2 separate regions of the Homo sapiens genome follow, and region 2 is linked to region 1. The links are chromatin contacts, found by Hi-C in ENCODE. All regions are on one chromosome and are shown on one strand. Each heading gives the region's core, a stretch centred on a gene start or an enhancer-like site at or near the end of the contact. The rest is flanking DNA. Distances are from core to core; before and after follow the strand shown.

Region 1 (3,196 bases), core at 167-2,666:
ACTAAAATACAAAAAAAAATAGCTGGGCGTGGTGGCGGCTGGCTGTAATCCCAGCTACGCGGGAGGCTGAGGCAGGAGAATTGATTGAAACTGGGAGGCGGAGGTTGCAGTGAGCCGAGATTGCGCCACTACCTTCCAGCCCGGACGACAGTATGACACTCCGTCTCAAAAACAAAAACTAGCCGGGCGTGGTGGCGCGCGCCTGTAGTCCCAGCTACTCGGGAGGCTGACCCAGAAGAATCGCTTGAAACCGAGAGGCGGAAGTTGCAGTGGGCCGAGATCGCGGCACAGCACTCCATCCAGCGTGGGCTACAGGAGCGCAACTCCGTCTCAAAAAAAAAGAGGAAAAAAAAAAAAAAAAAGACCTGGAACAAATGAACTGGAAGGTGCTAGGCAAATACATGATATATTTAAAACTTACTAAATTCTAAAGCGGTAACTAGTTGTCTGAAGGGGAGAGGGAGGAACCAGGGAAGAAAACTGGGTTTAGTGGGGTCAAGGGTTTGTAGGGAGGTCCAACAATTGCCAGTAAGTGTTTAATTTTTTTGTACCTGTAACCTCCATTCCCGAACAACCTTTACCGTCTTATCTACTCCTCTCTGGCAAATGCCTACCCTAAGAATCCGCCACAGCATCACTATCACGCCGAATTAACTGTTGCCTCCTCTTAAGTTCCCGGGGACAATACTTCTGTGAATTCCAGACCAGGGCCGCTATGGATCGCGACTCCCAGCGGGCAGAGACCTACTCCCTCCTACAACCACTACCTGCTACATGACACCTTTGGAAAACCTTGGCTGACTAAATTTAAAAACCACATCACCCAAGGCACACATCTCCTACATCATACACGTCAATCTCCACAGCCTACGTAGGAAAATCCTCAAGGGAACCCCGGCACGAATTCAAGGCCAGACCCACAAGCCAGGTACACACCCACACGCCCACGCCCGCGCGCTGCCGGAGCCCCGGGGCCTGCTGGCCAGCACACCTCCACACCCGCGGCGCGGCCTCCGGGCAACTTACAGGAAGTTCTCCATCGAGATGCGGACGATAGAGCCTTCCACGAAAGGCCCGGACGACTGCAACAGCGGCAGCTGCGGGGCCGAATTCTTCCTCTTGCTCGGGACCTCCGACGAAGGGTCTCTCGGGAGAGCTCTCTTGGAAGGCTGGGGGCTTGGAGTTGACGTCTTCTTGCTCGGAGTCGCCATCCTGGCTTCCTCAGCGTCCCACAGCGACTTCCGTTCCCACCGTCCGGCAGCCCAGGCGCCCAAGCGCCCATCCACCCAGGCGCCCCGCTCCCGCGCGAACTGCCGCGAACTGTTACCGCGCGCTCGCTCCCGCGATCTCGCGCCGCGCCTGCGCAGTTCAGGTCCGGCGACGTCAGCAGGCCCGCCCCGCCCCTCCCGCGCTCCGCCGCGCTGTGCGAGGCCCAGACTGAGGGCGAAACAGCAGGCAGGACTGGGTGGAGACGTTCGGGGACGTGGCAACTGGAGTTTCTTCTCCGTATATTTCGGCATTCAGTTCCTTTTTTTTTTTGTTTTAACTCAGGAAAAAATCTCAATTGCGTTTAGTATTTTGAAAGCCACTTTATTGCTTCCCGAGCCTCAGTCATGTGTGGTGGGAGGCTGCTGTGGGTGGCACCTGGGGCGTCCACGGCCGCCAAGGCGGGAGGACGTCAGGCCCTGCTTGCTCCCACCCCTTCCAGGTGAGAGCTCCCGGGCACGCCCGTCGTTGGCTCTTCGTCCTCTTGGTGTTCTTCCCTGTTGCTTCAAATCAGGTTCCTGTCTCAAAAATCCGAAAAAGAAATCCTCCCAAATGACTCTGTGCCCGACGCTCCGTTAAGGCATCGTGCTAGGCGTTCTCAAACTCGTGAAATGACTACACTGCACAGGTTAACCTCATTGCTACTCTTCCCCTTGCCTCCTAATTCTCTGGTTAAACTTCCGCCCCCGAGGTTTCTAGAAATCCCTGAGCTGGAATGCGCTGCCTTCATTAAGAGGGTGTTCTGCTTCCGTCTGCTCACATTCATCTAGTAAGCCCTCTCGTTAAAGAGGAGGCAGCACACCGAGGCCTGTCTAGAACTTCTTTCATTTAACCAACAGTGAATATCTAATCTACAAGAAACTGGAGCCGTGGCAGTTTAGGAGCCTGCCAAGGTTGCATCCCTGGGAGCTTATTTTCTATTGTGGGAGACAGGAAAAGAACAAGTGAATCAACTGTGAAATTAAATAATTCAAACTTAAAGCTGTTGGAACTTTAAATTATTCTGAGCCTTGCGAAGAATGTGGCGATGGGGCCTGAGTCCCATGGCATACAGCTGCAATGTCTGCCTTGTTTTTTCCTATAATCAGGAAGACCAAACAGAGACAGAGGTAAGACCCCCTCAGATCACTACCCCCTTCATAAATTAATATAGTTATCTTCCTTGGAATGTAGCTATCTATAACTAATCTAATCGCTGTAATTTATGCACTGCTCTTGTATTGAAAATGTACTCCTGCTGAACCTTCTCTGTTTCTGCCTGTGTAAATGAAACCTTAACTTCACTTTGGAACATTGACCCTATTTGTTTGGAGTTGGTGTTTCCAGGTGGCTGTCCTCAAGCTTTGCGTTAGAATAAACTCTATACTTAATGATATTTTCTGAATTTCACTACTTAAGGCTGACACAACAAATGATTAGCATAATGTCAGACTGTGACAGGTGTTAGGAAGAAAACAAAATGAACCTGATGGGTGGGAGGTACGGAAGGCCTCTTAGAGAGGTGGTGGTGTTTAAGATAAACTCTGAAGGACGAGAAGAAACTGTGACGATCTGAGAAAAGAGCACCCCAGGCAAAAGAATTTTGCTGGAACATACCAGTAAGGACAAAAGCTCTGAGGTGGGAAGGCCAGTGTTGCTGCAGAGCAGTGAACAAGGTTGCAGAGCAGAACCTTGTCCATCGTGGAAAAGCCTGAATTTTATTTTTAAAGCAATGGGAAGCCATTGCAAAGTTTTAAGCAGGAGAGGGCCATGTTCTGACTAAAGCTTTTAATTTTTTTATTTGATTTTTTTTATTTGATTTTTTTGAGACAGAGTCTCACCCAGTCGCCCAGGCTGGAGTGCAGTAGTGCCACCTCAGTTCACTGCAAACTCTGCCTCCCTCGTTCAAGCGGTTCTTCTGCCTCAGCCTCCCGAGTAGCTGGGATTACAG
Region 2 (3,503 bases), core at 267-2,766, 5.6 Mb before region 1:
CAAAAACCCCGCGCCCCTGCTGCCTGCCCAACTCTCGCCCCACGGCGCAACCTCCCGGCCCGGCACCTTCCGTCCCGGGGTAAGACTCCTCGTTTTCCCGGAGCGGAACCCAGCCAGCCGGTTTCGGAAGTTTCCCACCTCCCCACTACAACTCCCTTCCGGGAGCCCCCACGCGGACCTCGCTTAAGGCGAGAAAGCCTAGAGGTCTCCCCTAAATCTGCACTCACACCGGGGCCGGCCCCCTCTTCCCTCCCCCTCCTTTCTCCTCCCTTCCAGCTCCAGTCCCCGCGCCTCCGGAGTCTCCAGCGCCAGAGGTTCTCTCGCCCAAGAGGAAACTTCTTTCTGGGCTAAATTCAGGTCCGAGCAGGAAAGGCTTTCCCTTCCCCGCAGGCATCAGAGGCGCGCTCACCCCCTATCCCCCAAAAGACCTAATTTCCCCCTCTCCCCACGATCACCCTCTCTGAGACTGCCTCAGATTACTAGTGCTACTCGACTTTTCAGGTCAAAAGGTCCAGCCGTCTCTGAAGCCACCACGGGGGCACTCTGGATTTTTCCCGAGACCCTACCAGTCCCGCGTGGCTTGGAAAAGACAAGTAAACAAAACACGGACCCGGCAACTCTGGGGTGTGTGTGTGTGTGTGTGTGTGTGTGTGTGTGCGTACGCGCGCGCGCGCAGGAGACAGAGCATCGCCCAAGAGTTAGGGCAACAGCTGCTAGAGCACATCTGGAAGAGGGGGAGGGGGTTCCACGCAGAGGGGACAAGAAGCCCCCAGTGGCTTCAGGGCCGAGGGCTGGGCTAGCCTGTAGTTCGTTACCTGTCCTATGTTGATGAATCCGTACTTGCTGGCGATACGGTTGGCCTCCGGGAAGCCCCCGGCGATTTTGACTGCCCAGTGGTTGGTGTAGACGCGCGTCCGACACACGGGGAGCAGGCAGCCCCCGAGCAGCGCCAGCACGCACAGCAGGTCCAAACGTCCCGGGCAGCAGCAGCGGCTCCCCCAGCCCATGGTCCCGGCGCCTCGCTGCTCCCTCGCTCGCTGGCTGGTTCCGCGCACTAAGGGCGCGCACAACTAACTTCTCCGGCCTGCGCCGCCCGGCGAGCAGCCCCGGGCCGCCGCAGCTCGCAGCCCCGGGCGATCGGCAGGAGGCGGCTAGCCCCGGCAGGGAGCAGAGCAGCGAGCCTTACGCCGGCTCCTAGACCATCCCTGGGGCTGCCGGGACCTGTGCTCCCAGCTCTCCGGCCCGTGGGGCGCTCGGCGATGCTCCCCGGCTCGGACGCAGGAGGAGGCTGAGTGGGGCGGGCGTCCTCCGCAGTTGGGTTTCGCCCGGCTTGGCTCCCGGACTCTCCGACTCGGTCTCGCTCCTCCCGGGGCCCCCGAGCGCGGCGGAGATGACCAGCGGGAGCGGTACAGGCAGCGACCGGGCGCCCCCTCTGCTGGCCCGGGCTCCAAACGCTCGCTTGCTCGCTCCCAGCGCTCCCTCCGGCTCCGAGCAGCGCGCGAGGATTCTGAGTGGCAATGGCAGCAGCTCCTGCTCTGCATAAATGACTTCCCCCGCCCCCCTTAACACCCCTCCTTTCCCACATCGCCCTCCTCCTCTCCCTCCTCCGCCCTCTTGAAAGCGGCCGCAGCCAGGCGCTGACGAGGTCCTAGCGCCTCCGGGTTCGCCCAGCTGTAACCTCCAGGGTTCCGGGCAGTAAAGGCAAGTCTTTCCAAAGGACTGAGAAGAGCGCTCCGAGATCGTGGTTTTACTCCCTTCTCTTCCCTCCCTGCTGGATTTGTATGAATTTACCGCCACTTCCCGAAAGACTAAAGAAATTTACACGCCGGTGCGAATTAACCGCCCTGAAGATTCATTCATCCTCGTTCTAAACGTCCTTAAATAACTAGGCATTTAAGGAGGTCACTTACGTGTCAATTGCCGAACAAATAACTCGAGATTTTCACTTCGTTAATTCTTCATGCTTTTCAGCAGCTGTTTATTTTACACTTTCTGCTCCCGGGAGAAGCTACCACACAGGACAGTAAGTCGCATCGACTCCTAGAATTGGCTCGAAAGCCAAGTCTGTTGCCTGCTCACTTTCGAAATCTGCGATACTAGGCAACGCCACGGGAGAGTACAATTCCGGCCTTGGAAGTGAGGAAAGATGTTTCTATGAATATTTGGTGTGCTAGTGGATGGACATGTTGGGCCAAGGAAATAACTCCATTCATTTGTTGGATTGCGTCTGACGAGGGCTTCTTTTTCTCCACCAAGGGAAAAGTTTCCCAACTTTTCCAAGCACAGTCCTGTAACAGTGAAAGACTTTAATATGAAAAAGACCACAGAGGAAGTTCAGATGAGATATGTGGCGGCGTCACCTTCATTACTCTATCATGCACTGTGACTGCAGCAGGCAGGAGGGAGCTCAAATTAACCCTCTTCTCGCTTCTCCTTTACAACCTCCCTGCCTTCCTGGAGCGGGGGTGGGGCACAGGGTGATTTACTGTGACAAGAAAAATTATCCCGTATGAAATAATTCAACTGACTTTAAAAGTATTCACTATATCCCTAACTGTCCTCCTTTCTCTCCTCCTACCATGCCCTATTTCTTTCTTCCTGTTAATTTAAATGTGTTTGAGATTAATTAACTCATCCCACCTATAGCTTTTGGTACTGATTTTTTAAAATCTGAAAGATACCTGCAGACTTAAAATTCCACTAGTACCTTTGAGCATAGCATTTGACATTTTACATATTGTATAAGGTATGCTATATTATTTAATCTTGAAAACAAACCCACAAAATAACATCATCCCCACATTATAGCTGAAGAAATAGAAGATCAGAAGAACTAAAACATGTGCAGAAGTGTATGTATTTTATTCGTTTATTTATTTGACTGATTCAACACATCTGTTTTGAGCACCTAGCATGTGCAATGAATTGTGCTGTACACTGGAGAAAGGGGAAGGGGGAGGCACAAAAAATTAGTGGAATTCAGAATCTCTGAATACTGTAGAGTAAATGTGGTTTATTATTGAAGGTATGTATGTATGTATGTATGTATGTATGTATGTATGTATGTATGTATGTATTTTTGAGACAGAGTCTCGCTCTGTCGCCCAGGCTGGAGTGCAGTGGTGTGATCTTGGCTCACTGCAGCCTTCGCCTCCCGGATTCAAGCGATTCTCCTGCCTCAGCCTCCCCGAGTAGCTGGGATTACAGGCTGGCTAATTTTTGTATTTTTAGTAGAGACAGGGTTGGCTGGTCTCGAACTCCTGATCTCAAATGCTCTGCCTGCCTTGGCCTCGCAAAGTGCTGGGATTACAGGCATGATCCACCATGCCCGTCCTATTATTATTATTATTATTATTATTATTTATTTATTTATTTTTTTGAGACGGAGTGTCGCTCTGTTGCCCAGGCTGGAGTGCAGTGGCGCGATCTCGGCTCACCGCAAGCTCCGCCTCCCGGGTTCACGCCATTCTCCTGCCTCAGCCTCCCGAGCAGCTGGGACTACA

What was found. A loop is a pair of places that touch in the nucleus more often than their neighbours do. Pooled maps may share reads with other maps.
Region 2: a map of CD8-positive, alpha-beta T cell shows a loop between it and region 1 (27-fold over the local background). The contact joins the promoter of PCSK5 here to the promoter of SMC5-DT in region 1. A Hi-C loop is called at or near these places in 2 of 168 maps with a recorded cell type or tissue (CD8-positive, alpha-beta T cell and naive thymus-derived CD4-positive, alpha-beta T cell) and 6 of 50 pooled maps.

Annotation. Positions count from the first base shown.
Region 1 is chr9:70,257,094-70,260,289 of GRCh38, reverse strand. SMC5-DT (SMC5 divergent transcript) reads left to right here and starts at 1,416. Exons shown (of 4, transcript NR_039990.1): 1 at 1,416-1,894; 2 at 2,355-2,375. It overlaps SMC5 (structural maintenance of chromosomes 5), which reads right to left and starts at 1,312. Exons shown (of 25, transcript NM_015110.4): 1 at 1,027-1,312. The coding sequence starts at 1,211. RefSeq lists enhancers at 1,026-1,225, 1,556-1,745 and a silencer at 1,266-1,485.
Region 2 is chr9:75,888,686-75,892,188 of GRCh38, reverse strand. PCSK5 (proprotein convertase subtilisin/kexin type 5) reads right to left here and starts at 1,516. Exons shown (of 38, transcript NM_001372043.1): 1 at 816-1,516. The coding sequence starts at 1,007.